Regions from separate parts of the Homo sapiens genome. Here region 1 is linked to region 2. The links are chromatin loops, found by intact Hi-C in ENCODE. Cell type or tissue: CD4-positive, alpha-beta T cell. All regions are shown on one strand. Each heading gives the region's core, and the rest is flanking DNA. Links, peaks and the distances in the headings are about the cores only.

The links. A loop is a pair of places that touch in the nucleus more often than their neighbours do. Peaks named below come from ENCODE experiments on the same cell type or tissue, not always from the same donor. Only the 100,000 strongest peaks of a DNase experiment are listed, where the experiment ranks them.
Region 1: a loop joins it to region 2, with 2.9 times the contacts of the local background. A loop is called at or near these places in 2 of 110 quality-filtered maps.

What each region holds. Positions count from the first base shown.
Region 1 is chr12:116,753,138-116,765,739 of GRCh38, reverse strand. RNFT2 (ring finger protein, transmembrane 2) reads right to left here. Exons shown (of 11, transcript NM_001382266.1): 5 at 11,680-11,756. It also overlaps the pseudogene RPL21P105. Among named protein-coding and RNA genes, the nearest start is that of RNFT2, 21 kb to the right of the region's middle. RefSeq lists enhancers at 4,810-6,009, 5,535-6,119. In CD4-positive, alpha-beta T cell, for the core only: no CTCF peak of the experiment used is centred there; a DNase peak (open chromatin) is centred at 5,849.
Region 2 is chr12:116,949,172-116,961,773 of GRCh38, reverse strand. It overlaps FBXW8 (F-box and WD repeat domain containing 8), which reads right to left. Exons shown (of 11, transcript NM_153348.3): 4 at 12,068-12,156. Among named protein-coding and RNA genes, the nearest start is that of FBXW8, 45 kb to the right of the region's middle. In CD4-positive, alpha-beta T cell, for the core only: no CTCF peak of the experiment used is centred there; a DNase peak (open chromatin) is centred at 5,903.

The DNA of each region.
Region 1 (12,602 bases), core at 2,136-10,135, 200 kb after region 2:
TTCAGCCTCATTCCTGTCTAGTCCCCAGGAAGACAAATTGGAAATCCTCAGTTTGCTGTTTCCCAGCAGTTTCATAGCCTGACAGCAATCCTAGGAAATGTCTGAAGGAGATGCAAAGGGGGGCGTGTTCCTGCCTATGTACCCTGGGACACATAGGCAGATCCCTCTGCTGTTGATTCTCAACAGCTCGTGCCTTTTTTCAGACTGGAGTGGCTGCATTGCTGGAATAAGATGAGGTCATAACTTTCCCAGTGTAACCTTCCCTGTGGTTTCGGTAAATGCTCAATACACAGTGTCTCCAGACACAGCTCAGTGCCCCACGCACTGTTATGATGCACATTTCCAGAGAGTGGACGAAACAAATGCATCTCCATCCACCCATTATTCCAGGAGCAGTCAAGGTTAATGATGCTAGAAACCACCTCCAACCAACCAACTGCTCTTATCAATGTGATTAATCCACCTGGCAGCTCTTTTTACTCCAATGAATAATAGATTCCAGTTTAATTCTCTATGAATCCAAACCAAAGGTGGAATAGGAAGAGGGAATTAGCAATGTTCTGGGAAGACAGAAACTGAAGGACAAAGGAGGTAGTTCTCTCCTAATCAGCTGCGACGCCTAAGCTTACTAAGGGCCATGTAGACCTGCTCTTATGGAAGATACGCACATACAGGCAAAGTGTCACCTGTGTCTTCATGAGCATCAAGGACCCCTGGAGGCCCGTCCATGGATACAGAGATCCTCTCAGCTCCTAAAATTTAAGTCAAGGTGCCATTTGGATGTTACTGCATTTGAGACAGACCTAGCCCCCAAAGCTGCCTCCTACTGTTTTGTTTGTTTGTTTTTGAGACGGACTTTCGCTCTTGTTGCCCAGGCTGGAGTGTAGTGGCGCAATCTCAGCTCATTGCAACCTCCGCCTCCTGGGTTCAAGTGGTTCTCCTGCCTCAGCCTCCCAAGTGGCTGGGATTACAGGCGCCCACCACCATGCCCAGCTAATTTTTGTATTTTTAGTAGAGACGGGGTTTCACCATGTTGGCCAAGCTGGTCTCGAACTGCTGAACTCAGGTGATCTACCTGTCTCAGCCTCCCAAAGTGCTGGGATTATAGGCGTGAGCCACTGTCCTTGCCCCCTCCTACTGTTTTAACAACAGCAGAAAGGAGTTTGCATAAAGAAGATGAGACTAAGGGTCAGGAAGGACCTCTGACTCTGTCCCCAACTCCGAACCTCAATGTGCTCATGTGCAAATGGAGACTGGGTTGTCCTCCATGCTGCATGGAGGCCCAAGTGCTTTTGAGAAAGCAGACGATGCTATAGAAGGGTCAGTGAAGCTGGTGATTATTATGGGATCACCTGTGCAGGAGAAAGCACAGACTTTAAAAAAAAAATTATTTCCATAGGTTTTTGGTGAACAGGTGGTATTACATGAATAAGTTCTTTTGTGGTGATTTGTGAGATTTTCGTGCACCCATCACCTGGGCAGTATACACTGAACCCAATTTGTAGTCTTTAATCCCTCACTCCCTTCCCACTCTTTCCCCCAGAGTCCCCAAAGTCCACTGTATCATTCTTATGCCTTTGCATCCTCATAGCTTAGCTACCACTTATGAGTGAGAACATACAAAAGGTTTAGCTTTTCATTCCTGAGTTACTTTACTTAGAATAATAGTCTCCAATCCCATCCAGGTTGCTGCGAATTCCATTAATTCATTCCTTTTTATGGCTGAGTAGAATTCCATCATATACATATACCAGTTTCTTTACCCACTCATTGGTTGATGGGCATTTGGGATGGTTCTACATTTTTGAAATTGTGAATTGTGCTGCTATAAACATGAGTATGTAAGTATTTTTTTCGTATAATGACTTCTTTTCCTCTGGGTAGATGCCTAGTAGTAGGATTGCTGGATCAAATGGTAGTTCTACTTTTAGTTCTTTCCCCCCCCGCCCCCTTTTTTTTTTGAGATGGAGTCTCGCTCTGTCACCCAGGCTGGAGTGCAGTGGCGCGATCTCGGCTCACTGCAAGTTCCAACTCCCAGGTTCACGCCATTCTCCTGCCTCAGCCTCCCGAGTAGCTGGGACTACAGGCGTCTGCCACCACATCCAGCTAATTTTTTTTTTGTTATTTTTTTTTTTAACTGAGATGGGGTTTCACTGTGTTAGCCAGGATGGTCTCGATCTCCTGACCTTGTGATCCACCCACCTCAGCCTCCCAAAGTGCTGGGATTACAGGCGTGAGCCACTGCGCCCCACCTAGTTCTACTTTTAGTTCTTTAAGGAATCTCCACACTGTTTTCCATAGTGGTTGTACTAGTTTACATTCCCACCAGCAGTGCAGAAGTGTTCCCGCATTCATGCCGACATCTATTATTTTTTGATTTTTTGATAATGGCCATTCTTGCTGGAGTAAGGTGGTACTGCATTGTGGTTTTGATTTGCATTTCCCTGATCGGTAGTGATGCTGAGCATTTTTTCATAAGTTTGTTGGCCATTTGTATATCTTCTTTTGAGAATTGCCTATTAACATCCTTAGGCCACTTTCTGATGAGATTTTTTTTTTTTTTCTGAAAGCACAGACTTTTGAAAACTAGCTCAATTAAATGTTTCCTACATGCCAGGCACCATGCTAAACATTGCCTTCTTTTTATTTTTTCTTAAACAGAGAAGGTCTTGTTCTGTTGCCCAGGCTAGAGTGCAGTGGTGCAATCATAGCTCACTGCAGCCTCAAACTCCTGGGATCAAGCAATCCTCCTGCTTCAGCCTCCTGAGTAGCTAGGATGACAGGCACATGCCCCCACACCTGGCTAACTTTTTAAAAAAACTTTTGCAAGCCAGGTATGGTGGCTCACGCCTGTAATCCCAGCACTTTGGGAGGCTGAGGTGGTCGGATCACCTGAGGTCAAGTGTTCAAGACCAGCCTGGCCAACGTGGTGAAACCCCATCTCTACTAAAAATATAAAAATTAGCCAGGCATGGTGGCATGCACCTGTAATCTCAGCTACTCAGGAGGCTGAGGCAGGAGAATCACTTGGTAATCTTGGTGGTGCACACCTGTAATCTCGCTACTTGGGAGGCAGAGGTTGCAGTGAGCCGAGATTGCACCACTGCACTCCAGCCTGGGTGACAGAGTGAGACTTCATCTCAAAAAAAAAAAAAAAAATTGGTAGAGAAGAAAGGGGTCTTGCTATGTTGCCCAGACTGGTCTCAAACTCCTGGGTTCAAGGGATCCTCCCGCCTCAGCCTCCTGAGTTGCTGGGATTACAGGCATAGGCCACCATACCCAGTACTTGTGCTAAACACCTTGTATGCACTATTTCTTTCTTTGTTTTTTTTTTTTGTTTTGAGATGGAGTGAAACCATCTCAAACCATCAAACCATCTCAACCCAGGCTGGTGTGCAATGACACAATCTTGGCTCACTTCAACCTCCACCTCCCAGGTTCAAGCAATTCTCCTGCCTCAGCCTCCCAAGTAGCTGGGATTACAGGTGTGAGCCACCATGGCTGGCTAATTTTGTATCTTTTTAGTAGAGACGGGGTTTCACCACGTTGTTCAGGCTGGTCTCAAACTCCTGACCTCAAGTGATCCACCTGCCTTGGCCTCCCAAAATGCTGGGATTGCATGCATGAGCCACAGTGCCTGGCTCTTTTCTTTTTTTCTGTTTTTTTTTTTTTTTTGAGACAGTCTCACTCTGTCACCCGGGTTGGAGGGTGGTGGTGTGATCTCGGCTCACTGCAACCTCTGCCTCCCAGATTCAAATGATTCTCATGCCTCAGCCTTCTGAGTAGTTGGGATTACAGGCGTGAGCCACCGCGACCGGCCTGGATGCACTATTTCATTCAATCCTTTCAATGGGTTTGTGAATTGGTGCCAACAGGCTCTTTTCCAGAGGCGGCACCTGAGGCTGAGATCACCAAGGTAACCTAATTGAGGGTCTGCAGGTGGGTGGAGGAGCAGGGATTTGAACCTGGAATGAGCACGGGCTCAACTACCCAGGTGCAAATCATGATGCCATCACTTGCACTGGCTGTGTGACCTCAGGTAAGGAACTTAGTGTCTCTGAGCCACTGTTTCCTCAGTGGGAAAATGACAGAAAAATGATTTTGTTTCCCTCCCAGGTTGCTGGGATGAACCTGCTGAGATGAGCAATGGGCTCAGTACTGTGCCGGGCACGCAGTTAGTGCTCAGCAGACACAGAGGACATGCAGGAGGATGGTGGTGAAGCTCTATGTCCACCCAGCAGCATAAGAGGAATGGCCATAAGCATGAAGGTGGAATGAAAGTAACCTAATGGGGCCAGGCATGGTGGCTCACGCCTGTAAACCCAGCACTTTTGGAGGCCAAGGTGTGCGGATTACCGGAGGTCAGGAGTTTGAGACCAGCCTGGCCAACATGGTGAAACCCCGTCTCTACTAAAAATACAAAATTAGCTAGGCGTGGTGGTGTGTGTCTGTAGTCCCAGCTACTGGGGAGACTGAGGCAGAGGAATTGCTTGAACCTGGGAGGCAGAGGTTACAGTGCGCCAAGATCATGCCACTGCACTCCAGTCTGGGCAACAGAGCAAGATTCCGTCTCAAAAAGAAAAAAACAAAAAATGAAAGTGAGCTAATGAGCTGAATGTCTGCGGCGTAAAGGGACTGGGCTAGGTGTACGTGGAGGAGATGCTGCTGTTGGAGGGGAGAAAGAAGGAACATTCAGGGATCTACCCAGGGGTGATAGACCGAAGAATGGCCTCCCTAGGAGGCTGAGGTCAGAGGATTGCTTGAATCCGGGAGTTGGAGGCTACAATGAGCTATGGTCATGCCACTGCACTGCAGCCTGGACAACAGAGCAAGACTCTGTCTCTAAAAATTATGAAATAAAAGAAGAGGTTTTGGTGAGATCATGGCGGATGGGAGGCAGGACTAGATTGCAGCTCCAGAGAGAGCAGCGGGCGGCAGCTCGCATTGTGAATTTTAGCACCAGATTGACTGCAAGGACAAACCAGCAATCCCGAGAGGACCCACAGACTCTCTGAAGGAAACGGACTGCTCCTGCAGGACCCAGGAGAGCCCCCCAAAACTGCGAATGCCCCAACTGCGGAAGTGGGAAAGGGAGACCCTCCTCTCCCGAACACTCACCCTCACGGGGGAAGCTGAAGGTCTGTTTGCAGGAGAAGTTTCCAACTTTATCTGGCGCTGAGTCAATTTGGAAAGCCAAGCAAAATACAGGCGTAGAGGAAGCAGCAGCAAGGCCCTGGGAGCTCACTGGGTCCCCCAGCAGCCCATTCCTGTCTGGCACCACGGGGATCCAATGGGTAGGAGCAAGGGCTAAAACTCCACAGGGAGAAGCAAATCTCTAGCTGAACTGTGTAACAATTTGAACAGGGTAAGAAGCCTCCTGGCCAGAACTCAGGGGAGGGTGCAAATCCAGTGTGCAGACTCCACAGCGGCGGCACGAACTAAACCCTCTTCTTTGGCAGCTGGGAGGCGGATAGTCTGGGGCAGGTTTTCAAGCCCCTATCGCTCTCCACCTGGAAATGGTCTGGGGGCTGTTGTGGTGGGCATGGTGGGAGTGAGACCGGCCCTTCGTTTTGCAGGGGAGCTGGGTGAGGCCTGTGACTGCCAGCTTTCCCCCACTTCCCTGACAACCTGCATGACTCAGCAGAAGCAACCATAATCCTCCTTGGTACACAACACCAGTGACCTGGGAATGTCATCTACTTAACCCATAGCAAGACCCGCCCAAGGAGAGTGAGAGGTCAGAAACGCCTAGCCTCACCCCAACCCGATGGTCCTTCCCTCCTACCCACCCTGGTAGCGGAAGACAAAGGCCATAGAAACTCGAGAGTTCTAGAGCTCCACGGGTTCCTCGCCACGCTACCACAGCTGATGCTCTCTGGAAAGCGCCACCTCCTGGCAGGAGGCCAACCAGCACAAAAATAGCGCATTAAACCACCAAAGCTAAGAACCCTCACGGAGTCCATTGCACCCTCCACCACCTCCATGGCAACAGGCACTGGTATCCATGGCTGAGAGACCCATAGACAGTTCACATCACAGGACTCTGTGCAGACAACCCCCAGTACCAGCCTGGAGCCAGGTAGACTCGCTGGGTGGCTAGACCCAGAAGACAGACAACAATCACTGCAGTTTGGCTCACAGGAAGCCACATCCATAGGAAAAGGGGGAAGAGTACCAAAAAGAGGGAAAACCCCCTGGGACAAAAGAATCTGAACAACAGCCTTCAGCCCTAGACCTTCCGTCTGACGGAGTCTACCCAAATGAGAAGGAACCAGAAAACCATCCCTGGTAATATGACAAAACAAGGCTCTTCAACACTCCCCCAAAATCACACTAGTTCACCAGCAATGGATCTAAACCAAGAAGAAATCCCTGATTTACCTGAAAAAGAATTCAGAAAGTTAGTTATTAAGCTAATCAGGGAGGGACCAGAGAAAGGCAAAGCCCAGTGCAACGAATTCCAAAATATGATACAAGAAGTGAAGGGAGAAATATTCAAGGAAATAGATAGCTTAAAGAAAAAACTATTAAAAATTCAGGAAACTTTGGACACATTTTTAGAAATGCGAAATGCTCTGGAAAGTCTCGGCAATAGAATTGAACAAGTAGAAGAAAGAAATTCAGAGCTCGAAGACAAGGTCTTTGAATTAACCCAATCCAACAAAGACAAAGAAAAGGGAATAAGAAAATATGAACAAAGCCTCCAAGAAGTCTGGGATTATGTTAAATGACCAAACCTAAGAATAATCAGTGTTCCTGAAGAAGAGAATTCTGAAAGCTTGGAAAACATATTTGGGGGAATAATCGAGGAAAACGTCCCCGGCCTTGCTAGAGACCTAGACATCCAAATACAAGAAGCACAAAGAACACCCGGGAAATTCATCGCAAAAAGGTCTTTGCCTAGGCACACTGTCATCAGGTTATCCAAAGTTAAAACGAAGGAAACAATCTTAAGAGCTGTGAGACAGAAGCACCAGCTAACCTATAAAGGAAAACCCATCAGATTAACAGCAGATTTCTCAGCAGAAACCCTACAAGCTAGAAGGGATTGGGGCCCTATCTTCAGCCTCCTCAAACAAAACAATGATTAGCCAAGAATTTTGTATCCAGTGAAACTAACAATCATATATGAAGGAAAGATACAGTATTTTCAGACAAACAAATGCTAAGAGAATTCACCCATTACCAAGAATTTGCCATTACCAAGTCACCACTATAAGAACTGCTAAAAGGAGCTCTAAATCTTGAAACAAATCCTGGAAACACATCACAACAGACCCTCTTTAAAGCATAAATCACACAGGACCATAAAACAAAAATACAAGTTAAAAAGCAAAAACAAAAAATGAAAAAACCAAAGTACACAGGCAACAAAGAGCATGATGAATGCAATGGTACCTCACATTTCAATACTAACATTGAATGTAAGTGGCCTAAATGCTCCACTTAAAAGACACAGAATCACAGAATAGATAAGAACTCACCAACCAACCATCTGCTGCCTTCAGGTGACTCACCTAACACATAAGGACTCACATAAACTTAAAGGGGTGGAAAAAGGCATTTCATGCAAATGGACACCAAAAGCAAGCAGGGGTAGCTATTCTTATATCAGACAAAACAAACTTTAAAGCAACAGTGGTTAAAAGAGACAAAGAGGGACATTATATAATGGTAAAAGGCCTTGTCCAACAGGAAAATATCACAATTCTAAATATATATGCACCTAACACTGGAGCTCCCACATTTATAAAACAATGACTAACAGACCTAAGAAATGAGATTGACAGCAACATAGTAATAGTAGGGGACTTCAGTATTCCACTGGCAGCACTAGACAGGTCATCAAGACAGAAAGTCAACAAAGAAACAATGGATTTAAACTATACCTTGGAACAAATGGATTTAACAGATACATACAGAACATTTCATCTGACAACCGCAGAATACACATTCTATTCAACAGCGCATGGAACTTTCTCCAAGATAGACTATATGATAGGCCACAAAACGAGCCTCAATAAATTTAAGAAAATTGAAATTATATCAAGTACTCTCTCAGACCACGGCAGAATAAAACTGGAAATCAACTCCCAAAGGAACCTTCAAAACCATGCAAACACATGGAAATTAAATAACCTGCTCCTGAATGAGCATTGGATCAAAAATGACATCAAGATGGAAATTAAAAAATTCTTCAAACTGAATGACAATAATGACACAACCTATCAAAACCTCTGGGATATGGCAAAGGTGGTGCTAATAGGAAAGCTCATAGCCCTAAATGCTTACATCAAAAAGACTGAAAGAGCACAAACTGACACTCCAAGGTCACCCCTCAAGGAACTAGAGAAACAAGAAGAAACCAAATCCAAACCCAGCAGAAGAAAGGAAATAACCAAGATCAGAGCAGAACTAAATGAAATTGAAACAAAAAAATTCAAAAGATAAACGAAACAAGAAGCTGATTCTTTGAAAAGATAAATAAAACTGATAGACCATTAGCAAGATTAACCAAGAAAAGAAGAGAGAAAATCCAATGACCTCACTAAGAAACGAAACAGGAGATATTTCAAGTGACACCACTGAAATATAAAAGGCCAATCAAGGCTACTATGAACACCTTTATGCACAAAAACTAGAAAACCTAGAAGAGATGGATAAATTCCTGGAAAAATACAACCCTTCTCGCTTAAATCAGAAAGAACTAGATACCCTAAACAGACCAATAACAAGCAGCGAGATTGAAATGGTAATTTAAAAATTACCAACAAAAAAAAGTTCAGGACCAGACAGATTCACAGCAGAATTCTACCAGACATTCGAAGAATTGGTACCAATCTTTTTAACATTATTCCACAAGATAGAGAAAGAAGGAACCCTCCCTAATTCATTCTATGAAGCCAGCATCACCCTAATACCAAAACCAGGAAAGGACATAACCAAAAAAGAAAACTACAGATGGATATCCTTGATGAACATAGATGCTAAAATCCTTAACAAAATACTTGCTAACCGAATCCAACAAATTACCAAAAAGATAATCCACCATGATCAAGTGGGTTTCATACCAGGGATGCAGGGATGGTTTAACATGCACAAGTCAATAAATGTGATACACCACGTAAACAGAATTAAAAACAAAAATCACATGATCATTTCAATAGATGCAGAAAAAGCATTTGACAAAATCCAGCATCCCTTTATGATTAAAACTCTCAGCAAAATGGCATACAAGGGACATACCTTAGTGTAATAAAAGCCATCTATGATAAACCCACAGCCAATATAAAACAAACTTTCCAGATACAAGATTAATGTACAGAAGTCAGTAGCTCTTTTATACACCAACGGCGACCAAGTAGAGAATCACATCAAGAACTCAACCCCTTTTACAATAGCTGCAAAACAAAAAACAAAAAACAAAAAAAAACCTTAGGAATATACCTAACCACGGAGTTGAAAAACCTCTACAAGGACAACTACAAAACATTGCTGAAAGAAATCATAGATGACACGAACAAATGGAAACACATCCCATGCTCATGAATGGGTAGAATCAATACTGTGAAAATGACCCTACTGCCAAAAGCAATCTACAAATTCAATGCAATCCTCATCAAAATACTACCATCATTCTTCACAGAATTAGAAAAAAAAAATTCCAAAATTCATATGGAACCAGAAAAGAGCCCACATAACTGAAGCAAGACTAAGCAAAAAGAAAAAGCTGGAGGCATCACACTACCTGATTTCAACCTATACTATAAGGCCATAGTCACCAAAACAGCATGGTACTGGTACAAAAATAAGGACATATCTTTTCCTTTCAGCCGGAACTGCCATCTTCTAGTAATTCGCCAAAATGACGAACACAAAGGGAAAGAGGAGAGGCACCCGATATATGTTCTCTAGGCCTTTTAGAAAACATGGAGTTGTTCCTTTGGCCATGTATATGTGAATCTATAAGAAAGGTGATATCGTAGACATCAAGGGAATGGGTACTGTTCAAAAAGGAATGCCCCGTAAGTGTTACCATGGCAAAACTGGAAGAGTCTACAATGTTACCCAGCATGCTGTTGGCATTGTTGTAAACAAACAAGTTAAGGGCAAGATTCTTGCCGAGAGAATTAATGTGCATATTGAGCACATTAAGCACTCTGAGAGCCGAGATAGCTTCCTGAAATGCATGAAGGAAAATGATCAGAAAAAGAAAGAAGCGGAAGAGAAAGGTACCTGGGTTCAACTCAAGCGCCAGCCTGCTCCACCCAGAGAAGCACACTTTGTGAGAGCCAATGGGAAGGAGCCTGAGCTGCTGGAACCTATTCCCTGTGAATTCATGGCATAATAGGTGTTAAAAAAAAAAAAAAAAAAGACCTCTGGGCTATAAAAAAAAATAGGGACATAGACCAATGGAACAGAATAGAGAACCCAGAAATAAACCAAAATACTTACAGCTAACTGAACATAACAAAAACATAAAGTGGGGAAAGGACACCCTTTTCAACAAATGGTGCTGGGATAATTGGCTAGCCACATGTAGGAGAGTGAAACTGGATCCTCATCTCTCACCTTATACAAAAATCAATTCAAGATGGATTAAGGATTTCAACCTAGGACCTAAAACTATAAAAATTCTAGAAGATAACATTGGAAAAACCCTTCTAGACATTGGCTTAGGCAAGGATTTCATGACCAAGAACCCAAAAGGAAATGCAATAAAAACAAAGATAAATAGCTGGGACCTAATTAAACTAAAGAGCTTTTGCACAGCAAAAGGAACAGTCAGCAGAGTAAACAGACAACCCACAGAGTGGGAGAAAATCTTCACAATCTGTACATCTGACAAAGGACTAATATCCGGAATCTACAACAAACTCAAACAAATCAGTAAGAAAAAAACAAACAATCCCATCAAAAAGTGGGCTAAGAACATGAATAGACAATTTTCAAAAGAAGATATACAAATGGCCAACAAACATGAAAAAATGCTTAACGCTGCTAATGATCAGGGAAATGCAAATCAAAACCACAATGTGATACCACCTCACTCCTGCAAGAATGGCCATAATCAAAAAGTCAAAAAACAATAGATGCTAGTGTGAATGCGGTGGACAGGGAACACGTCTACACTGCTGGTGGGAATGTAAACTAGTACAACCGCTATGAAAAACAGTGTGAGAGATTCTTCAAAGAACTAAAAGTAGAACTACCATTTGATCCAGCAATCCCACTACTGGGTATCTACCCAGAGGAAAAGAAGTCATTATTCAAAAAAGATACTTGCACACGCAAGTTTATAGCAGCACAATTCACAATTTTAAAATTGTGGAACCAACCCAAATGCCCACCAATCAACGGGTGTATAAAGAAATTGTGGTGTATATATATGTATATACATATATACATGGTGGAATGCTACACAGCCATAAAAAGGAATGAATTAACAGCACTTGCAGTGACCTGGATGAGATTGGAAACTATTATTCTAAGTGATGTAACTCAGGAATGGAAAACCAAACATTGTACGTTCTCACTGATATGTGGGAGTTAAGCTATGAGGACGCAAAGGCATAAGAATGATACAATGAACTCTGGAGACTTGCCGGGAAGACTGTGCCTGGCTTGTGGCTTATTTGTTGCAGCAGCCACAGGAGACTAGGTCGGAAAGTGACTCACCTTCAGTGAGACCTGTTCTCGAAGCGTGGAGTTGGCATAGGCGAAGGTGCTGGCCATCCCGATGCACACAGCAATGCCTGTGGGACAGAGAAGGGCCTGATGTCACCCACTTAGACTCATCAGGCCTAGCCCAGGTGCTGAGCAACATGGGGGAAAAGGCACATCCCTGGTCCCCTCAGAGTTGACAGAAGAGAGAGAAAAATAAAAAAAATCCCACTTCTTGGGGATTTGGGCTGCCATCTAAATCTCTGGGAATTCTGAGCCATTCTGACTTAGGGACAGGATTTAGGTCCCTGTGGGGATACTTTATAGCACTGGATCAGGGGATGGGCTGTGCAGTCTGGTAAGGGCTGGGTTCAATTCCCAGCTCTGCCACTTCCTCTCTGTTTGAGCTTGGGCAAGTCACCGCACCTCTCTAAGCCCCAGTTTCCTCATCTGTAAAATGGACAGAACAATAACATTACTTATACCTCATAGAGGGATAAAGCTTCTAGATCATAATCCCTAGCAGTTAGTGAATGATGCCTCTTATTATTTCTACTTTTAAAAAGAATCTGATTGATAGAATCAGATAGAATTTGTGATAAAAGCATACATTGAAAAAACTCACCGCTGGGTGCAGTGGCACACACTTGTAATCCCAGCACTTTGGGAGGCCGAGGTGGGCAGATCACTTGAGGCCAGGAGTTTGAGACCAGCCTGGCCAACATGGTGAAATCACATCTCTAGTAAAAATACAAAAATTAGCCACACATGGTGGCATGTGCCTGTAGTCACAGCTACCCAGGAGGCTGAGGCACAAGAACTGCTTGAACCCAGGATGGGGAGGCTGCAGTGAATTGAGATCACACCACTGCACTCCAGCCTGGGCAACAGAGCAAGACTCTGTCTCAAAAAAAAAAAAAAAAAAAAGAAAAAGAAAA
Region 2 (12,602 bases), core at 2,132-10,131:
TACGATCTACCTTCACGGCAGCCTGGACGTCTCCGTCATGGCAGTGGTGCATGTCTGTGATCATCTCACTGTTCATCTCCCTACCAGCCTGAAGCTTCTGAGCTCAGGGTCTGGGTTTTGTTCATAGCTGTGCATGCAATGACTGGAACAGACAGACTAGAACAGCGCTTGCCATATACCCAGAGAACCCTCTATAAAGTCTTACATCTTAACACCTTATTGAATGAAATTTTAATTATGAGACCTACTGAAAACCCACCACAAACTAACTTCCACCCCTCTCCCCAGCCTCATTTTCTACTCTCCCTTCACACGGGCCGGCTTCCAGAGAGGATCCCAAATGCTCTTGCCTCTGAACTCTGATTCTCTGCCCCACCTTGCTGCAGTACCTCACCTCCTCACCTCCCAGCCCAGTGGGGTCCAGCCTGGGCTGCACATTAAATTTGCCTGGAATGCTTTAAAAAGTGCAGATACAGGCCGGGCACGGTGGCTCATGCCTGTAATCCCAGCACTTTGGGAGGCTGAGGGCAGGGGCAGATCACCTGAGGTCAGGAGGTTGAGACCAGCCTGGCCAACAGGGTGAAACCTCGTCTCTACTAAAAATGCAAAAATTAGCCAGGTGTGGTGGTGCGTGCCTGTAATCCCACCTACTTGGGAGGCTGAGGCAGAAGAATCGCTTGAACTGGGAGGTGGAGGTTGCAGTGAGCCGAGATTGTGCCACTGCATTCCAGCCTCCCAGACCAAATAAATCTGACCATTTGGGGATAGAACCAGGCATCAATGTTTTCAATATACAGCCAAGATTGAGAATCACCAACCCAGCCCAATCCTACCAACCCCTCAAGGTCTAACACAGGCCCTCCCCTCCCCTCCTTGAAGCCTGAAGCTTTCTGACTCAACTACTATGCCCTTTATCTGAAGAAACTGCTTTTACTAATACAGTCCTTATGCATTGATCGTCTCCTCAACTTGACTGTAAAGTCTTCAAGAAGGCCCTACCGCAGTGCCATAGCCTCCATCACAGTGCCTTATGCAGAGCTCATCATAAATAGTGACTGAAAGGGGGTGTCCGCAGGTAACAACCTGACTGGCTTGAGGGGTACCTCTTTATTTCCACTGCCCACTTTCCAATGGTAATGATGAGTGAAACACCCAGAATGTACACACTGATGTGCATTAGACTGCTTCCACTTATTTCCAAACTGAATAAAAACTATAAAACAGGGGATAAGCTAAATTATTTCAATAAACATGAAATTTTCCATATATCTATTTAAATTAACTTCATTCTCCATGACCAAAAGGTATGATAATAACATAAATGTTTTGCTGCAAAATGACTCAGGAGGTAAAATATAAAAGCCTCTACGTCTCCTGTATTGACAGGAACTGAGACTAAATATGCTACTGCAGCAGGTACTGCATTATGACTCAGCAGCGGGCTCTCAAATCTAACCTAAGTGAAAGCCACAATAGCATGGGAGGCAGCCTCCATGCTCATGAACTTGTGCTAAGGAAACAGACATCTTTGGTAGGGTAAAACACAGGTTGGGGCAGAGGGACCTGGACCAAACCCTAAATGTGATCTAAAAGTGCTTAACAACATTGGCCAGGAGCAGCAAGAACAGATAACGAATGGAGGTAGGAAAAAAGGCTGATTTTTCTCCAGAGCTCCAGATGTCTTTATCGCTGCCTAATGACAATTACACTCAACCAATTAAGATGCCACTATGACAGTTACATTGTCAGTAAGCCTTTGGAACCCAATGTTGATGGCTCTCTAATTAGCGTCTGTGCAAAGTACAACTGCAACTAATATACTAGCTGATGTAAGAACACTAAGGAAAAACTGAAGAAGAAAGAAGTCTTTTCCAAATGAGGATATGCCCCAGCCCAGTGAAGCTGTGTGCTTTCCCAGTCTTTTCTACACTTGGCAAGGTTGAGTTTACCTCTAAATAAATAGGTCAGAGACCATAGCTGATTTTTTGTTGAAAGAATGGGAATAGAGCCTCTCTCAAGCTCTGCACGACAGAGGGATTGACAATTTAAAATGATTTACCACCAAAGAGCTTTCATTAACTAGTAAGTTTCCAATAAGCAGACTACTTATTGGACTAAGGGACTAGAAGAATAAGAAGGAATAAATACTGTACAGCTAAAAACAACCTTTCTTCTTCATAAGTATCCAGCAGCGTTTCCATTTTGCTTCCAGGTGTCAGCTCTTATTTGCTAAAAACAAAATTTTTTAAGGCCCTTCCTAGCAAGCTGGGGGGTTGTTTTGATTTAAGAATGCTGAGAAGTAAGGTTAAGTGACTTACCCAGGGTCACAAGAAACATTTTAGTGGCACAGCTGGGATCAAAATGTGCCCCAGGTTTTTCTCAATCACTGCTTAGCCAACAAGCCACTCTGCCTCCTCAGATGACACTGTCTTTAAACAAATACTGCTTTTAAGAACCACCCCCATTTAAGTGCAATATAAGGAATTTATTGTTTTCAATATTATGACTCAGGTTTGCAGGACACAGCCCCTGACCCTAACCCATCAATTCGACCACTAAATTGCAACTGGAAGGCGAGAAGCCAACAAAAAAGGCTCAGTATGCTGGGAGCAGGACTGGGAGCTGAGCAGATGCAACCTGTTGCCTCCCATGCCTGCTTCTCAGGGGATGCAGGAGAACATATGGAACCGTTAGCAAGACTTCTTTCTCTACAGGATCATACACAAACAGCCACTCCCAAACCAAGTCACAGTTCTGTTCTGATCAGGCACCCAGAGCAGCCAAGAGGGGCCCTGTTATGAGGCTTCAGGCCAGGAACAGCAAATGGTTTCGTTTGTGTGTCAAATCCAGTACATGGTAGTGGTTGCCTAGAGCTCTGTGTTGAGAAGGATTCTGAAGCTGTGTTTCATCCAGCTTACCAGAAAAACAAATGCAGTAATGAGTTATTCATGATCACTACTGGTTGGGGAGTGAGGAGGGCAGCATCTCTGCCCCATATAAAACTCCACCTGGCCAAGTCCTAGTCATCCTTCTGGATTCAGGTTGAAAGTCATTTCCCAGCAGGAAGCTAGCCTGATGCTGAGCCTGTATGAGGTGCCTCTCCCTAGCATGTTATGGCACCGTGCTCCTCCCCAACCCTAACACCTCCCAGAGTGTTCTGTAAACACCAGTAACTGGATCCCTTGGCAGCCTATAAACTCGCCATGACCAGGGGGGTTGTGTGTGGTATTCATCCATGCTTAGTGGGTGTTGACGGAATGAATGAATCTACTGACTTAAACCCAGAAGATGGAAGTGGTTTAAAGCCTACTGAGCAATCAGGCAGAGGCTCCTAAAACTGCAGTGTCCACATTTCAAGAAACATTCGTGCCCTTAATATGTAAAAGTTTGAAGAACTATTCACTTGCTCCTTTGCTTCTTTGGTATTTCTTTGCTCCTTTGCTTCTTTGGTATTTCTTCAGTAATATCAAAGAATACCAATCAATAAAAGCAAGAGTATTTACTATTTTCTATGAAACACGATGGGGTTGTATTATGCAATTAACAAAATGAACTCAATCCCACAGTGCAGAATCCTTCTGTGGAAATGCACTACAACAAACATCAAGTGGGGCTTAAGACGCATCAATTGAAAAATAATGAACGTCTTAATGGACCTTATGAGATACATGCACTACACACTTAAAACTGTTTTCCATACATCTTGGTTAATCACAATCAATAGAGTCAGAGTCAATGATGATTATGCAGAGTTATTGTAGCTGTGGCCCTTCCCATTATTCCTCGGAGAACCAGAGATGGATAAATGCAGTCATGAGTTCACCAGTATTTATCAAGGATATTCTGGAGCTCCTTCATTAAAGATATAATAAATGTAATGCTCTCCTCTAGTCACTTATCAATATCTTACCTCAGACTTATTTACCAGAAGAGCATGTATACCTCACAGCAGAAAATAAATAAATTTAAAAGTATTTTTAAAAAGAGGTCCCTAACGGGTAATGATCGAGTTCCTTATGGGAAACAGTCCAATGTCACAATAACTAGCAGCAGAAAATCTATACAAAACAAGGTTTAAAGGAAAACTGTTAGGGGAAAAAGTTTTTTTAAAAAAGGAGAAAAATGGAACGCATGTCCTTAGTAAGTATATATGGGCAACATTTATCTCACACAACCTTATACCTATGTTATTTACAAAGCATCTGTTATCTCAACAGTCTCAAAGTAATCCATAGGCAGTATTTATTTTTCACACATACATATAAAACTAAGCGAGTGTTGGAAACACGATCCTTGAGGGCTTCAGTTCCCGAACAGAAAATATTTTTAAATTCAGGGCAAATATATACGTATTCACATTAAAGCTACTATTCATATTTTGGCATGGTATACAGTCGATAAAAAGGTCCTTTTTTAAAAAAAAATTTTTTTTGAGACAGTCTCGCTGTCACCAAGCTGGAGTGCAGTGGCATGATCCTGGCTCACTGCAACCTCTACCTCCCGGGTTCAAGTGATCCTTGTGCCTCAGCCACCCGAGTAGCTGAGATTACAGGTGTGCACCACCATGCCTGGCTAATTTTTGTATTTTTGGTAGAGAAGGGGTTTTGCCATGTTGGCCAGGCTGGTCTCAAACTCCTGACCTCAAGTGACCCACCTGCCTTGACTTCCCAAAGTGCTAGGATTACAGGCATGCCACTGTGCCCGGCTAATAACAAGGTACATTTGTAATTACTGGAAAAAGCAGAGGACAACATAGCTAAAAGCAAGGTATTTCAAGTTACCTTAGATGACTTTGTTTATTTTTTGGAGATGGAGTCTCACTCTGTTGCCCAGGCTGGGGAGCAGTGGCATGACCTCGGCTCACTGCAACCTCCACCTCCTGGGTTCTAGCGATTCTTCTGCCTCAGCCTCCCGAGTAGTTGGGATTACAGGCACGTGTCACCATGCCCAGCTAATTTTTCTATTTTTAGTAGAGACAGGGTTTCACCATGTTAGCCAGGCTGGTCTCAAACTCCTGACCCTAAGTGATCCACCCACCTTGGCCTCCCAAAGTGCTGGGAGTACAGGCATGAGCCACTGTGCCTGCCCTGTTTAAAATTATATTTTCCAATACTTCTTAATTGTAAAACAATGATAAAATTCCACTGAAGGGCCAACAGGCAAACTGAACCAACCAAAGATTCAGACACCAATTTTTACATATATAAATTTGAAGCTCCAAATTTTGCTCTCTGTCTACAAAGAACTGCAAACCCTCTCACTCTGACGCCAGGGTGTATGAATGGGGCTCAGAAAAATAAAAACATATTTGAATCAGGCCATGTCTGGCAGCTGAAGCAGCAGCCAGAGATCACTTGGTTGCTAGAGAGGTATGGGCAGTTTTGTTTTGTATCTACTTGGGCACACTTGCCTCAAAAGGAATGAAGCAAAAATGGGACAACTGAGTGTTTTTAGGGTAAGAAGAGCGCTAATGGTTTGCAGCAAATGATACAGTTCTCCTTCCAACCACACTAGGCAGAAGAGAAGCATGGATACACAGCCCTGCTCCTTCCAGCAAAGGCAGGAACGGTATGCTAAAAAGGCGGAAACCAGGGGAGAAAATATTTAGGAGTAATGAAAAAAACCTCAACACAAACAGGTTGCTTGGTGTTTTTTTTAAAACCAAAAGAGAGAAAATGTCCTCTCATATGAATAGAAAAGTGTGTTTTCTTATGCCAACTAGAATGCTTTAGCCTTATGAATCTCAAGTAACAATGAGGAGAGAGTTTATTGCAAAACACCATCATACTCCTGGGCATCTGATAAAAGCTTCTGGTGAGCTAATGGCTTAATGGTTAGCAGAGCTGGCACAAGGCCTCCAAGGAGCTACTGGTTCTACCTGAGATGCACTCTTCACTAGGTGGCTCTCCTTCACTACTTATGGCAAACGACACCTAGCCCTGCACCTCAGGTTTTATACTGTCTTTTTTGAACTCATGATGTCATCTGATTGCAACACTTAACTTCCAGAGGGCAACTGGGGAGAAGGAAGACGAGAACAGTCTAAGCATCACAAAACAGAACAGGGATGTTTCCATATGCCCCTTTCTTCTACTCTTTCTCCTCAAGGATAAACATACAATTTTCAAAACATTCTAAAATTCTAAGAGCTGTTACCACAATAAATCAAAGAAACAAACAAAAGACATGTTTCCTGAGCACTTACTATCAACTAACTTTCTAGACAAACTCTGTGCTAAAACACAAGGAAAACACACACTAAACCTCGCTAGCATTTCAGGAGGTCCAGCAGATCACAGATACAAATGCAGACAGGCGCTGAACTTTGAGAGAAAGACAGGTGACTGATTCTGTAGAGACTGGTGACTTATGAACATAAATTTTTCTCAAGTTACAGAAATGAGAAATTTTCGCTGAAAAAGCAAAGTAAAAGTTGTGTCTGAATGTCTCAGTCGCAGTTGAAGGCACGTCCACTTATCTCTCCAACAAAGAAAACAACTGGTGCAGGTCTTTTCTGCGCTGCTGCATATCCTTGCTAAGTGGTCAAGTGACAGCAGAGAAAGACAAGAACGAGGGCCAGAGAAGGCGCTCACGGAGGTAATGGAAGTCCAGAGAGTGTGGAATCGCCGAAGGGGAGTTTTCCTTTCTTACACACTTGGCTCAAAGTTTCCTGGGTCCTGGGAAAGATGTTAGACTCTGAGGGCATACAGATGCTTAATACAGGGCCCCCCCCCCCCATTTCAAGAGGGGAAAGTCAACAGCACCAAATGTTGCCAAGAGGCTGGAGAGGACGAGCCAAGAAAAGGCTATTGGTTTGTTGACCAAAAGATCACGGGTGACCTCTGAGAGTGCAGCACAGTGGGGCTGGGATGGAGCCAGCTGGAGGGAGGTTAGACGGGGAGGAAGGAAGAGGGGCAGGAGGCACGGGCTCTCACTATGTACAGCACTAACAGGAAGATGGCAGGGATGGTTTGGAGACTTCAAGTCAAAAGGTTAGATTGCAAAGAAGCTGAGGGCTACAAAAGCACTTTTAAATAATTTATTAATCTGGAAAATAAAAATTCATTCCCCTAAATCCAGTAATTCTGCTTACAGGACTCTAGCCTAGGAAAACAATCAGGATTGCAAGACTAGGAGACGATAATGAGAGAACTTTAACTCTTTATTTTATATACTTATATAGAATTTCAAGTTTCTACAGTAGCATGTGTCTAATCATTTTAAAATAAAGATTTGTAATGCTAAAAAGGAGAAAAATTTGCAGACATCTATACATAAAATATTCATAACATACATATAACAAAACACAGGAAATGACCTTAATGTCCACTATTAGGGGAATAAATAGGGAAATTGGGGTATAATTATCCAAAGTGTTTTTGCAACAAGTCAAAGAAAGTAATGAAAAATATGCAACATGAAAAAAATTCATCAGTTTGGTGAGGGAAAAGGCCACAAATCTAACAAAGGCTACAGTCACACTATGAAAAAACATGCATAGAAAAACAGACTGAAAACCAAACCAGACACATGGGAGACCTTAATAAAGGTTGTGTTCCATGCTAGAATTTGAGTGGCTTTCTCTTCTCTACTTTCTAACACGGTTGCAAAACAACATGGTTTTTACCACTGCTTTTTCTTTTTTTTTTTTTTTTTTTTTTTGAGACAGAGTCGCCCTGTCGCCCAGGCTGGAATGCAATGGTGCGATCTCAGCTCACTGCAACCTCTGCCTCCCAGGTTCAAATAATTCTCCTGCCTCAGCCTCCCAAGTAGCTAGGATTACAGGTGCCCGCCACCACGCCCAGCTAATTTTTGTATTTTTAGTAGAGATGGGGTTTCACCATGTTGGCCAGGCTGGTCTTGAACTCCTGACCTCATGATCTGCCCGCCTAGGCCTCCCAAAGTGCTGGGATTACAGGCGTGAGCCACCATGCCCGGCTGGTTTTGTTTTTCTTGTTTTTTGTTTGTTTGTTTTGTTTTGTTTTTTTGTCTTTTTTTTTTGAGATGGAGTCTTGCTCTGTCGCCCAGGCTGGAGTGCAGTGGCGCGATCTTGGCTCACTGCAAGCTCCACCTCCTGGGTTCACGCCATTCTCCTGCCTCAGCCTCCTGAGTAGCTGGGACTACAGGCACTCGCCACCATGCCCGGATAATTTTTTTGTATTTTTTAGTGGAGACAGGGTTTCACCGTGTTAGCCAGGATGGTCTCGATCTCCTGACCTTGTGATCCGCCCGCCTCGGCCTCCCAAAGTGCTGGGATTACAGGCGTGAGCCACCGCGCCCAGCCGGCTGCTTTTGTTTTTAAATAGACACATGCCACAAAAGAAAAACCAAAATGATGCTATAATAGCCAAAGCTTCAGAGCAGCAAATGAGGGCTGGAAACGGCAGCCTCACCAGCCAGCCCTGCCTGTGGATGCTGCAGAAACACAGCGGAGCGGCTCCACTCACGCACACCCAGCCTGGCCCTGAGCCTCTGCCACCTCAAGCAAGATGAGGGTCTTGGAACGCATCATCTCTAAAGTTCCTTCCAGGTTTAAAAATGTATGATTCTAAACTGAGAAAACTAAGAAAGTAGAGAACAGACATAGGCATTTCTCTAGTTTCCCATATAACATCATATATAGGTGGCAGGGGACAAGGGGAGTCTGTGTATTAAGTTTTAATGCTTACTCCATATAAAACAGTATACATTTAACAAAATATTACATACCACTCATGGTTTTAAAAGATGCTTACAGGCCGGGTGCAGTGGCTCACGCCTGTAATCCCAGCACTTTGGGAGGCTGAGGTGGGCTGATTTCTTGAAGCCAGGGGTTTGAGACCAGCCTGGCCAACATGGTGAAACCCCATCTCTACTAAAAATACAAAAATTAGCTGGGTGTGGTGGCACACGCCCGTAGTCCCAGCTACTCGGGAGGCTGAAGCAGGAGAATCGCTTGAACCTGGGAGGTGGAGGTTGCAGTGAGCTGAGATCACACCACTGCACTCCAGCCTGGGCGACAGAGTGAGACTGTGTCTCAAAACAATAAAAATTTAAATGTAAATTTTAAAAAGATGCTTACAAATTGCTGGAAAGAAAATACAGTAGATGGCTGTAAAGTTAAATATTATTTCTAAGTAAAATAATAATATAAAACAAAAAATGTTTCAGTGAAACAGCAAGGCCACACGATGAGTTGCCCTGTCAGCTGTAGATGGTCCCGTCTCTAGGAGTTCCGAGAAGAATGGACGCTAGGCTACAGTGCTAGAGAAATCTCTGGGAGGAGACAGGACTGGAGTAGGCCTTAAAGAATGGGTTCTGGGTTTCCAGTTGATGAAAATGTTCTGGAATTAGATAGTGGTGTTGGTTGCACAACCTTGTAAATCTACTAAGAAAAAATCACTGAATTGTACACTTTGAAAGAGTGAATTTTATGGCATATGAATTATACAGTCGTGTCACTAAACGACAGGGTTACACTCAGAAAAATGCATCCTTTGGTGAATTTATCATTTGTGCAAACATCACAGAGTGTTCTTACACAAACCCAGGTGGCAGAGCCTACTATACACCTAGGGTACATGAATGGCCAATGTCATATATGGGGCCCATCATTGACTAAAACGCTGTTATGCAGCATATGACTGTATCTTAACTAAAAAAATGATGCAGTCAGAGGTAACTAAATAGAACAGTGTGGAAAAAACAAAGGTACACTTGAAAAGTGTAATAAGGAAAAAGGTAGCTTGGAAAGAAATGTCAAAGAGCTTTGAATGTCAGGAAAAGTTAACTAGAAATTATTTGTAAGACTGTAGAGTAAGCAAAGACTCACGGACAAAAGAGTGAACAATCAAATGCTTTGGAAAGAATGTTTCCCCACTGGAAAAACAAGCCTCAGGGAGACAGGCACCAGGTCCTGTTCACATGATGGGTATTTGAGTGTCAAATGCGTTTATCAACGAGTGACTATTTTCAGATTTCACTGGTTTTATGTGAAAAGGAGAGTAGGGAAGAACCATGACTGGGTCCATCATGAGGTTCACTGCAATAAATATCAGTCTGGGCCTATGCAGCATGGCCCCAAACTAGGAATATTTACATAGAGAGCTGAAAAGGTGAGAAGAAGAGATTCTGCTCTCCATCAATGATGTGAAATGTACTTAATAGGTGTAAATGCAAAAATGCTTCATAGTTTAGCTCTAGGTACATAAAACTAAGCCTCTGAACAGACTCCACTTGTGCAAAAGAAAGAGAAAAGGGAAGGAAAAAAGAAGAATAAGAGAAACACGAGGTAAGTACAAGAGAAAGAAGGGGTGAGTTGGCCACTGTCTCTTTAAGAAGCTCCTTGGAGATACATAACTGTAGAAAGCCTGGTGAATTCAACATTGATTGGGAATGAGGTAACCACAAACACCGCTGTCTCAAATGAAAAGGGATTCAAGATCTGACCCAGAAAACAAGCATCGTAACCACCAGATAAAATTTTAATGATAAACACAAGATGCTCTACATACAAGCAAGACTGAAGTCTCTCATGCTAAGCCATCAACGTAAGGTTTTCTTAGAAAGAGGAGCCACCAGGAGCCTCTCGACCCACAGATCAAGTTTCATCCTATCGATCCACAGAACGTGGCCATCGTGCTCTGTGCTGGCATAATCTGTAATGTTGAACAGACCCCGAGGGAACAGAGAGGCAGAGAGAGAAGGACTGGCATCTGGACTCGTAGGGGGCCTGCCCTTCGGGAGCTCCAGAGAAGAAATTCATAATTGGCTTTGAGAGTCAAGGCTCTCCTTTATTTTTAAGTTCTTTTGCGACTCTTTCAGTCCAGTCTCAGCCTTCTGTCCTCAAGTGTCTTCTGACACTCTAGGCAGAGATCCCTTTAAGCTGGAATGATCTAAGTACCTTCCGGAGTTCACACCAAACTGTAGCATCCGTGGGTAGAAAGGAGCTGCATATCAGTTGATCGCAGGCCCACATTTTAGCAACGAGCATCGATAACTTAATGGACAGAATCGCAAGTATCTGGACCATCAACCTTTCTAAAACTAGTTCTGCAGCACTCCCAAGAAGGGCTTTCACCTCTAAATCATAGCCAGTGAAACAGAAACTGAAGAAAAGCCTGCCTCCTGGGTACATCTTGTTTAAAGCAGAAATACTTTTTTTCATAGGCACTGCATGCCACAAAATATTAAAATAATCCGACTGTGTGGAATTTCTATTCAAAAGGTGCTCTTTAAGGAATGCTGCTTAAAGAAAGATTTTTCTTTAAAGAAAAGGACTCCTCTACTACTGAGTTTTAAAGTCCAAGGTTTGTTTTATTTTCCCATAGGCAGGAAGTTCCCTAAGGCGTCTCACTCCATAGCTGATCCAAACTAAGAAATTTAAGTGTTCTGCTTTCTACTTTATGGCATTAAGTATACAGTCTGAGGCTGTAGTTCATGACATCTTCCTAATCCAAAAAGAAAACTGATCTTATTGTAGAGTAAATAAATATATAAATGTACCTCTGTAACAAAGTAGGAAGACTTCATCAAAGTGGTTTTTGGGACAGAAGCTGAAGGAATTTACAGAAGCTAAAATTAAATGTGTTGGCCATGGAGAAAAAAAAAAACAATGTCAGGACAACTTAAGTAACAAATAGGTACTATATGGTGGGGAAGGAAGATTATGTGTGGCCAAAGCCCTTCTTCACAATAAGGGATTTAGAAAAAGAGAATGAGAACAGGGCCTGTCTGTGCCAACACTTATTATCTTTGCTTGACTTTTTTATGTCTTCATAAAATACAAACTGTTTGCCTTAATGAAAATCTCACATAACATGCCACAAGAGTGATTTAAAAGCTGGGAAAGACATATTGAGACAAATGGATCACAGATCCGCTCTACACCATGTGCTTCTCACCCTTGCTGCGCGCTCTCACGTCCTTGGGAACAGAATCACGGAGACTCTCCCTCTTCCACATGGGCTGTAACTGAGGGAGGTACATGCTCTCAAAGGAAGCTAAGGTCACTGGTACTCAGAGGGTGGTATGAGAAAAATGAAAGACCTTCAGATGCAGAGCACTCAGTGGAAACGGTTTGGCTTACCCCGCAATGACCACACCATCGTGAGAATGCACATCACACAAAACTGTGTCAGGAACATGCTCCAGCTCGCTCACGGCACCTTTGCGATTCTGCGTGAGGAAAAGGGGGATGCAGTTTAGACTGCTCTCGGGACAGCCCGAAAGCCAAGCATCGTGCTTTTTCACCTACTTTCCACAGCAATTCTCTACAGCATGGACAACAAGTGCATTCAAAGTTCCATGGGCATTCAAAAAGACAAAGATGATGACTAACATGCTAAGCTGTTAAGCATGGGCGAGTTACCATATATCCCAAAGGCACTGAACTCGAGGACACAGGACGTGTGAGACATTGCCCCATCCTCCAGGAGGTTACAGAATAGAAAGCAAATATGTGCTCACCAATAACTACCATCCACAATAGGCTGGCATGTATCTGCTGGGAGTGGCAAGTATCTAAAGAAACTTATAAAGTATGTGAAAAAGTTCCGTTCAGCAAAAAGAAAGTATTACATGATACCTTACCTGTTAATTCTTATAAGGACTCTCAGAATAAA